Regions from separate parts of the Mus musculus genome. Here region 2 is linked to region 1. Evidence: chromatin loops called from intact Hi-C (ENCODE). Cell type or tissue: gastrocnemius. All regions are shown on one strand. Links, peaks and the distances in the headings refer to the core of each region. The heading gives the core; the rest is flanking DNA. Region 1 has its middle 38 kb from the start of Gm31482. Region 2 has its middle 79 kb from the start of Cdca7l.

Region 1 (5,379 bases), core at 300-5,299:
TGTACTTCCAATCCCTCCATGGCTCTGCCCTCAGTTGGAAACATAGCTCACAGTTGTTTTGCTTCTGGAATACATCATGTGTTTCCAGTAACCGAGGTTTTTGATGTCTCTGCTTTGCTAACAGTATCCATTTGCTAAAGTGGCTGCAACAAATGCCAAACTAGGATTTGTTTCAGAATAACAGATTACTTTAGGAAGTCCAAGATCAGGGTATAGGTAGGGTTGGTTTCCTCCAAAAGCCCCGTGGGAAGGGTCTGTGGCCAGTTTGCAGAAGGCTGCCATCTTGCTGCCTCTTTGACACTCATCTGCTCACACACTCTTATCTCTGTACTTCAATTTCTGCTTCTTATAAGTATGCCAGTCATACTTATAAAATTGGATTAGAGTCCACTACAATGGGTTAATTTTTAACATAGCTGCCACTGCCTAGGTCCTTATCTTCAAACACAGCAGCCTCTGTGGTACTGGGAGTTAGGACACTACCGTGTGAGTTTAGAAGAGGGCACAGTTCAGCTCAGGCCGTAGTACCTGAACGGCTCATTGACACGGCTCACCGGCTAATAATACCAAAGAGCACACAGCTGAACGCAGGTGTCTGATCTGACACATGAGTTAGCAGAGCAGACCCTCAGTAAGCCCAAGAACAGATGTCCAGACAGCAGTCTGGGGACAGAAAGGGGAAGCGGGACTGAGGTAATGATCTGAACTGGGGTCTCCAAACTTCCTGGGGAGGTTCTGGAGCTAATGGAGCACTGAGTTCTCACTGCAGGTGATAAATCTTCCTAATAGCGCTTCTAATGCAGTGCTCTACATTTAAATATTTTAATATTAATTTATTCTAATGCTACCTCAAGTGGGTAATGAACACCATCATCCACTGAATTAAAGAGAAAGGAGAAAGATCATAAGCAAACCCTCATGAATTCTCTGCTCCAGGAGAAAATCCAGGCGGAGTGAAAGAAATCCTAGACTCACTCATTTCTCCTTTAAGCCATTAATAAATGACACTTAGAAATGTCATTTATAAAGTAATGGTAGCAGATGTAAATGGTTCCAAACAGGTTACCATTGTGAGGAAGGCAACCACTTAGCTCGTAGTTCGCTTCGGCCACCAACGCAGCACAGTCACGGTAACTGGTACCTAATGTTTAACATGCATCTGGTACGGTCCAACACTGTACTCAGATCATTTCATTTAGTGAATGCTTCTGTAGCCCCAGGAGCAGGTGATTATAACCCCATTTAACAGCCGAGAAGATTAAGATCCCAACACTTAAGACAGGATTTAACTCACTATTGCAAGAAAGGGTCTTCCAGTTTGAGAATATGCGCTCTCACAATAACCGATTGTCCTAACAAGAAAAATATGCCGGGTGTGGTGGCACACGCCTTTAATCCCAGCACTCAGGAGGCAGAGGCAGGCATATTTCTGAGTTCGAGGTCAGCCTGGTCTACAGAGTGAGTTCCAGGACTACACAGAGAAACCCTTTCTCAAAAAAACAAAAAAACAAACAAAAAAAAAAAACAAAACAAAAAAGAAAAAGAAAAGAAAAATAGACTACTCCTGCATCAGAGCTGGCATCAGAGAGCCTACAGCAGATAGGCTATCGAGGAGCCTGCAGGAGAGCCTGTAGCAGATCCTGCTGCTCTCACAGTGGGGAGCAGAGCATGAGGGCTGAACCTTCAGAATAATGAACAAAGACACAGAGCTGGCAAGACCAGTTAAAAGCTAGAGGAGTGCTGTCCCTGAGAATTCACTTAGGTACTGGGAATCAGAGCACAGAGCATCCTCATCTCAAGACTGCTGGGGGCGGGGGAGGGGGTGGGGGACAGGGAGGGGGACCTGTAGCTCTGAGAGTGAGGGATAAGGCTGGTACTTGCCATACACGTGTGAGGCCCTAGCTTCAATCACCAGCACTCCCACAACAGAACACAATGAAACTGAACTGGAAACTGACATGACCTCCTTCAAGGCTACCTCCTTCAAGGCTACCAGTGCCCATATTAACACCTATGTTGGATAGTAAATAAGTCCTTGAAATCCAGGGCAGAGGTATAAACTTCCCCATAGCTGGGCATTCAGTGTTGTGGAACTATCAGAGCCAAGAAAGAAGGTGGTCTCCCTGGCCAGTTGCCATTAGCAAGCTAGCCCTCTATGGCATTTGCCAGTGTGCTGCCTCCCAGGTCCAGATACATCTTTCTATATAGGCTCTGAATAAGGAGCATGGTTCTTCTAAAGATTCCTCCTTTAAAGTGAACAAGAAAATGTATTGGCCAGACATGACGGCACACACCTATAATCCAAGTTGTCATTGTCAAGGGGCATGGGCAGGAGGATTGCCACGTATTCAAGGCCAGCTTGGTATAGATACACAGCAAGTTTTAGGGCCTCTGGGGGCTACACAATGACTCTCTCTCTCTCTCTCTCTCTCTCTCTCTCTCTCTCTCTCTCTCTCTCTCTCTCTCTCTAAACCTTTGTATTTTATTTATAATATATGGATACATACAGTAGTTAGGAAGAAAACAAGTGAGCAGAAGTAATACTCTGGTTCCAGTAGAGGGCACTAGAGGGCCACTGCTGGGGGAAGAGGCTCTTCAGTTTCTGGGTGGCCCTGGGATTGGTGGCCCAGGTAGAGAGCAGATAGAACCTGCCTTGGCTCCAGAGCATGCCCCCCCTTACAACTTTGCAAACTCATCCTAGCAGTAACCTCTCCTTAGCTGTACTGAAGAACAGCGCCCCTACCATCCTTGTCCACCAGTGAGATCCCACTATGCTCATGTTAGCAGCCAGTGAGATCCCACAATGCTCATGCTATCAGCCAGTGAAATCCCACCCTGCTCATGTTATCTATCAGTTGATAACATGCAGTCTTGACAGTGGTTATGATTCATCCTGCAACTCCAAAGATGAGGCCCCACAGAAAAATCTCTCTGGTGTAGTGGCTAAGCCATTCTTAACTAATCTCACTGCCAGCCTGAGGATGCCATGCAGGATTCTCTTCTATGTCCATAGTCCTTATTCCCTAGCGAATAGTTCATAAACTTCCCAAAAAAAACAACTGTAGCCAGAACGGTATAAACACTACTTCTTGGATCGATTTGTGCTGTCATGGTGGTAATCTGCAATCTTCCAGTTTGCATGCTGACTCTGAAGACAGTTTAGATGGAATTTGCCGCCATCTAATCCCAACCCTGGTTATATTTATGATATGCTTTCAGTCAAGATTTGAGAGCACTAGATCCAACCAGCACCATCTTAATTTGCTTTTTGTTGCTGTGATGCAGACCATGACTGGTGGGGGAGCATTTATTTGGCTTACAGGTTAGATATAGTCAGCCCATCAACAAGAAGAGCTGAGGCAGGACCTGATGAAGCCATGGAGGGATGTTGCTTACTGGCTAAGTTTGCTTTTTTATACAACTCACAAAGCCAGCTCAGAAGTGACACTGCCCACAGTGGGCTAGTTCATCCTACATCAATCACTAATTAAGAGCATTTCTGACAGGCTTGCCTATAGGCCAGTCTGATGGAGGCATTTTCTCTTTTGAGGTTTCTCTTCTCAGATAACTCTAGCTTATATCAAGTTGGGAAAACAATAACAACTACTACTATTACTACTGCTGCTGCTATTAACCAGACCTGTACCCAGGAGGCAAAGGCAGGGGAATCATACATCTAAGACCAGTAAAGATGGCACAGTGAGACTCTATCAACAAGAAAAGAACAGTAACAAAGCCACGAGAGATGAACGCAGAATGAAAAGCACTTTGCAAAGCAGCATGATGCTCAGAGGATGTGGGGCTGCATTTGGAATGGGTGAGTACCCGAAGGATGGTCCTCAGGGATCAAGAACAGAAATGGTATGGGTTCAGAGGTCAGCAGTTGAAGAATGTGGGCCCAACATGGGAAATGTGACACAGTCTGGCTTGCTTCCTTAGCAGCAACAGCAGCAGAAAAATGTGTGGAGAGTGCCCAAACCAGAAGGCACATAGAAGTCACTTACAATTTTTGTCACATTTAGCCATTTTTTTGTTGTTGTTGAAACTGGCATTTTCAGGATAAGAGAGAAAAAAATGAAAAGACATCTTTATTCAGGTCACGCTGTCATGTCACCTACCAGAACCTGGGGCATTTTGCTAACACAACATATTTTAAAGTGATTCCTTTAGATCGAAATTGAAAACTTGAAACTGTGTTCAAGATGCAGAAAAGAAATCCAGAGACCGTTTCTGGCCTGTCAGGTGTCCCCAGCTTTCTCTTACTCTACTGGTCACAAAATTAGAGACATTTACTAAACAAATGGGCAAATAGTCTAACACTTGCAAGCTGTGGTGTTCTACCGGTAAAATGGAAAACAGAAGTTGTGTGGACATGTGTCATCTGTCATGCCAGCAAATCTGCTTCAGAGAGAATGCAGACAGCTCAGCCAGCGGGAGGCGACACACCAGGGCCACGGGACAGTCCACACGTGTGCCTACTCTACCTCCCTGCTTTCTGTTCTAGCCTTAGCTTTGTGGGTGACATCTCAATTCCAGTTGTGTGACATGTTCTCCAGGTGTTTATATACCAAGGACCAGCTACCGTGGCTGTAAATCCAGACATTTCTAAGAGCAGAGTCTCAGCCTTTCACACTCTTCAACACAACTTTAAAAGGTTAACACAACTTTTCCTGTGTATCTTCTGCAGGATTGCAGCTGGCATTGTGGGACATGACACAGGGCTCAGCCCATGACTACGTTCCTGGCCATCTTTTTTGCTTTCTCTTTTTAATTCCATTGCTATGTGCACTGACTTAAAGTGTGTGTGTGTCCATAAATGTACAGGTATGTATATTTCCATGCATGAGGAAGGTAGAGAATAAATAACCTTCTATCATTCCTCAGAAGCCATATACCTTGTTTGGGTTTTTAAAAAGATATATGTATTTTATTTTATTTTTATTTATATGTATGGGTAGTGGGTGCTGGTAGAAGTCAGAAGAGGGTGGGTGTTGGATCCTCTGGAGCTGGAGTTACAGGTAGTTGTAATTGAGCCACCTGAAGTGGAAGAGGATTCTGGGAACTGAACTCTGGTCTTCTGCAAGAGCAGCTAATGCTCTTAACTGCTGAGGCATCTCTCCAGGCTCCCACTACATTTTTTGAGACAGTATTTCTCGATGACAAGGAAGCGTCCAAGCAGGCTAGGCTGGGTGGCAGCAAGCCCTGGGTGTTTGCCTGTCTCTGCTTCTTCCAGCAGAGGAATCACTGCCTACTTTTCTGCATGGCGTCTGAGGACTAAAACTTGCAGATTAACTGGATGGTGGTAGAGCAAACATTTAATCCCAGCACTTGGGAGGCAGAGGAAGGTAGATCTCCGTGAGTTTGAGGCCAGTCTTGTCT
Region 2 (5,379 bases), core at 150-5,149, 340 kb after region 1:
CAGTAATGTCCACACTACCTTCATACACCCAACATCGCCCTTTCCAAAAACAGGAATCGCATCTCGTTTCTCTCCAGACCCGCCTCTTCAGTGACACTTTGTAGATGGCAAAACTGAGCCTCAGCTGCAGAGCCTTTCTATCCCCTGAGCACCTCTCCCAAGTCAAACAGATAGACACCCCAGCAGACCAAAAATCTTGGTGCCCTCTAAAACATATTCTACATGTAAAAGTAATGTGATTCTTGCTATTTAAAATGCCAATTGTCTTAGGGTTTCTATTGCTCTGACAAAATACCATGACCAAAAGCAGCTTGGGGAAGAAGGGATTTATGTTCAGTAGCATCCCTGGTTGTCAGGGCAAGAACTCAAGGCATGAACCTGGAGATAAGAACTGATACACAGTCCATGGAGAGACGCCTCTTACTGCTTGTTTCTTATTGTTTACTCCTGTTCTCTTATAGTACCCAGGCCCACCAGTGGTACCACCCACAGTAATGTGTGCACCACCACCCCACCCTCCTGCATCAAACATCAATGAAGAAAATGCACCATGGGCTTGCCCACAGGTCAGTTTGGTGGAGGCATTTTCTCAATTGGGATTCCTTCTTCCAGAATGACTCTAAATTATGCCAAACTGACATAAAACTAGCCAGTATGCCTATGGGGAAAAACAAACAAAAAAACAAAAAAACAGGCACCAAATGTTTGTTGAATAAGTAAAGATATTTGAATATACATACTAGTCAAAGGTACTAAACTGTAGTGTGTGTGTGTCTGTGTGTCTGTGTGTGTGAAGGATCATGAGTCATGAGATCAACTAGTTTTGAACACAGTACAAGCCATAGAAGAGATCTGCACTGGGAGTCATTAAGAGCCCTTGTTGTTTATGGTTTTAAGCTGGTGTAGACCTAGGCTTGCCTCTGTAGGTTGGTTTGGGGGGGGGGGTTGTTTTTGTGGCTTGACTGCTGTAAGAAATAACTGATTGTACTCCTTTGTGTTCAGTTGGCCTGTGCCTGGCCTCTGAAGGAGCAGGAAGGGAAAAGGGAGGAGGCTGGAAAGGAAGGCCTTGCCCCTTCCTGCCCTGTGCCCAGTGCTGATTCAGCGCTCTTGTGAGGGGCGTAGTCTGCAATAAAATACACATAAAAGCCCTAGGAACCAGCACACCAACACACCAGGGCCTGCTCCCTTAACACAGGGAGGGCATGGTATAGCAGAGAGAGGAGCAGTCCACAAAACAAGACTAAGTCTAACAGTATAAACTTTCCTCGGGGAGACTGGGACCCAAAGAAAATGAGTATCCCCAGTGCTGAGTTCTTATTAGAGGCAGTTGCTTGTAAAGATGCCATGCCATCATTAAAGCATGTTTACAGGGAATAGAAGGTCCTGCTTAGCAGAGCAGCAGGGAGAACAGAGGTGAGGAAATGCAGATAGAAAAAGATATAGGACATAAATTCACACAATGAGCACACAGCAGGACATGCTCAGTGTCCTTGCAAGGGGTGTGGTTCTCGGGCAAGTCCTACCACCATTGAATGTACACTGTTGGGGCCAAGTCCAGGACCCTATCCCTGGGTGTGCATGTGAATGTGTGTGTGTGTGTGTGTGTGTGTGTGTGTGTGTGTGTGTGTGTGTGTGTGTATTCTCAGGGCTAACCTTTTGGTGTTGAATAACTCGTTGGTGTGCTTTCTCTTGGAGAATATGTTTCTCCTGCTCTCAGCATTCCTTAGTTGTCTGCAGACCTTGTATAGGGCTGAGCCCCTTGGGTCTCCTCATTCACCACATTACATACATGTTATTGTTTGTGTTCAGCTCATGTTCAGGTGATCAAGATGGTGAGACTCTGTGGTCTAGCTTCTGACATTCCTAGGAAACACAATCTCGCAGAAAACTCCCTGATCCTCTGTCCCTTATAATCTTTCTGTTCCCTCTTCTGCAATGATTCCTGAGCCTTAGGTGTGAGAGTTGTTTTATAGATATAGATATCCATTGAGACTGGGCTCCACACTCTGTATTTTGATTGGTTGTGGTTTTCTGTAACGGTCTTCATCTGTTGCAAAGAGAAGTTTCCTTGATGAGAGGTGAGAACTATATTCCTCTGCGTCGATAAGGAAAAACAGTTACAATGTATTTAGAGAATATTTAGTAAAGTGGTGATTGTAGGTTCAAGACCCATGTTGTCACTAGCCCTGGGAAGTTGGCTGGGTTTCCATCAGTAGGCATGGCTTTCCTCTTGTTGATCAGGTCCTTTTTTTGCTTCTTGAATGTTAGAAGTTTTGATGTTGATGATGATGTTTTGGGTTGGTTGGTTGGTTTGTTTTCAAGACATAATTTCTCTGTGTATTCCTGGAAGTCCTGATACTCACTATGTAGACCAGGGTAGCTCAAACTTTAGATCCTTTCAGCTCTGCCTTCCAAGCACTGAGATTACGGGCATGTGCAATGTAGCCTAAGCTCAAACTCATTTTTAACCTGAAGATAAGGTTAAGTCCTTGGTCCCCCTTCCACCACCTTCAAAGTCTGGGGTTGAAGATCCAGTTTGAGAAAGTTCTTGTCCACAATGTATTTATTTACTGAGGCACCGGATACTCAATTGCTGATAACATGCTCTTTGCCCCAATAATAACTAAGACATTTGCGACATCTGGTGGACGTATACTGGTCCTGCGCATAATTTACGTGAGAAATTGTGTTCACAGAGGGCCTGGTTAAATCAAATGACACAAGGGGGCGCTGTTCTATCTACAAAGCCTGTGTCAGCTCTGCAGCTGTACTGGGATGTGGCCCTGGAGGTTACTCTGCCTTTCTTTTTCTTTTTTTTCGTTCCTTTTTCTTTTCTCTTCTTTCTTGCCTTTTCTTTCTCTTTCTTTCTTTCTTTTTTTTTTCAGTGCAACACACTTTTTCTTTCTTAAACACAGGTGTCTAAGTGTAAGAGGCCTAACTGGAAAGGGTCTCCTTGGAGCTGTCAGCAAGGAGGATGGGTCACCTCAGGCTTCAGCATTCTCCTAGCCCACCACTCACCCTCTGGGGGAATGAAGATGCCTGCCTGGCTCCCTAGAGCTGCATCTGCCCTGCAGCCTGCCAAAACCTCACTTCTGGTTGCTTCCTGACCCTAGCTACACCCTATGGAGACACATATGGTCATCCTGGCTGGGCAGCATTGACTTACAGGCTAAACTCAGGGCTCCACCCATGAGCTACACAATGTCCTATCTCTGTGGAGCACTGAATGTCACAGGGGTGGACTTCCCCTGTCTGCATTCTGCGCCTCTTCATTGAAATGACTCTTCTTTATTGCCATCCAGTCCCTGGATGCTCATCGTGGACCCTTGGCATCTCTCCCCCTCAGGAGAGACCCTCCTTACAACCAAGCAGCTCATCCCCAGCCAAGTGAGGACATCTGAAATAGGCAGCCTCCTCCGGACATCAACCTGTCTCCATGCACCCAATTAAAAAAAAAATGATAGGAGCTCGTGTGATTATTGGAAGAGCCATGGTAACTGTCACAGATTTGGGTAAAAGACACGGTTTTCTATGAGTGATGACCATATATGGGAGCATAATGATGACCTGCCTAACTGGGGTCAAAAGCTGGTGGACCTGTTAGGGTGCCATGGGAGCCCTCTCAGACTCTTCCCAGCATCCTGGTGTCTCTCTATCCCTGGAACTAGGGCCCATCCCAGCACACTCCTGAACACAAATTATAATGGTGAATGGAGTAGGGTTTCCACAGCTACACCTGAAGCTAGGGCACCATTAGCCCATCCTTCCTTAAGGCTTGGGAACAGAGTTCTCAGAAGAGATCAGATGAGGCTCAGCTGTGCAGTCTCATGGGCTAGGATGCGAAGAATTCATCCCCTGCTCTGCCCTGCCAGAGCAGCAAGGACCAGAAGCACAAAAATTACATTGGGGAAGGCTTTCTTACCTTCCTCCTCCCCTTGACTTGACAGCAGGTCTAGAAGAGAGAAACCCTCAACTTCCATCATTCAGGCTGCTGTGCAAGACCAAAGTTTGCTCTTCCAGATTGGTTGTTCTGTGATGTGGGTGGAGTTTGTGACCACTCTCATCTCTTCTTTCTTCTCTCTTCTCCTCTCCCCTCCCCTCCCCTCCCTTCCTCTCCCCTTCCCTCCATTCTCCTCTCCTCCCCTACCTCCCTCTCCTCCCCATCTCTTCTTTCAGAGACAGGGTTTCTCTGTGTAGCCTTAACTGTCCTGGAACTCACTTTATAGACTAAGCTGGCCTTAAACTCCAAGATCTACATGTCTCTGCCTCCCTAGTCCTGGAATTAAAGCCATGGGCTACCATGCCCAGCTGTGGCCACACTTTTCAACAAGGCCACTGTCCAAATGCTACCCAGCCTCCAGGGCTAGAAAAAACTCCATTTTCTATTGTGCACAAAGACCACTAAGGACCCAAGACAGAGCACAAATAGGGTCTTGAAGTCAAGAGATAGATGGGGATGAGCAGGCAATTGAGAGCAGCAGAAAGTGGGTGTGGAGCTGTCCCTTCTCTGCCTGGCCATGCCTGGCCACTTTGAACAGTCCTTCTATTTTGGAGATACTAGATGTCTTAGTTAGGTTTTATTGTTGTGAAGAGATACCATGACCAAGTCAACTCTTAGAAAGGCAAACACTTAATTGGGGCTGGCTTATACTTTCAGAGGTTTAGTCCATTATTATCATGGTAGGAGTCATGGCAGCATCCAGACAGACATGGTGCTGGAGAATGAGCTAAGAGTTCTACAAACAGGAGTCTATCTTCCACAGGCTGTGAGGAGGAGGTTCTCTTCCACACAAGGCAGAGCCTAAGCATAGGAGGAGGCCTCAAAGCCCACTGTCTTAGTTAGGGTTTTACTGCTGTGAACAGACACCATGATCAAGGCAAGTATTATAAAAACAACATTTAATTGGGGCTGGCTTACAGGTTCAGTCAGAAGTTCCGTTCATTATCATCAAGGTGAGAGCATGACAGTATCCCAGCAGGCATGGCGCAGGAGGAGCTGAGAGTTCTATGTCTTCATCCAAAGGCTGCTAGTGGAAGACTGACTTCCAGGCAACTAGGGTGAGGATCTTATACCCACACCCACAGTGACACACCCATTCCAACCAGGTCACACCTATTCCAACAAGGCCACACCTTCAGATGGTGCCACTCCCTGGTCCAAGGATATACAAACCATCACACCCACTTACATGGTGACATACTTCCTCCAACAAGGCCACACTTCCCTGTGGGCCAAGCATGCAAACACATGAATCTATGGGAGCCATACCTATTCCAACCACCACATCGGAATTGTTTTGATCTGAGGTCTAATTGTTGTGGGACCAGCCACATGGGACAGACAAACAGGAAACAAGGCATCCTACCAAGTGACAAATG

What was found. Hi-C counts contacts between places; a loop is a spot of excess contacts. Peaks named below come from ENCODE experiments on the same cell type or tissue, not always from the same donor. Only the 100,000 strongest peaks of a DNase experiment are listed, where the experiment ranks them.
Region 2: a loop joins it to region 1, with 6 times the contacts of the local background. A loop is called at or near these places in 21 of 42 quality-filtered maps.

Annotation. Positions count from the first base shown.
Region 1 is chr12:117,425,000-117,430,378 of GRCm38, forward strand. No RefSeq gene overlaps it. Among named protein-coding and RNA genes, the nearest start is that of Gm31482, 38 kb to the right of the region's middle. In gastrocnemius, for the core only: a CTCF peak has its summit at 2,559 (motif pointing right); a DNase peak (open chromatin) is centred at 2,593.
Region 2 is chr12:117,762,355-117,767,733 of GRCm38, forward strand. No RefSeq gene overlaps it. Among named protein-coding and RNA genes, the nearest start is that of Cdca7l, 79 kb to the right of the region's middle. In gastrocnemius, for the core only: a CTCF peak has its summit at 2,691 (motif pointing right); DNase peaks (open chromatin) are centred at 2,682 and 3,085; H3K27ac peaks cover 1,560 bases.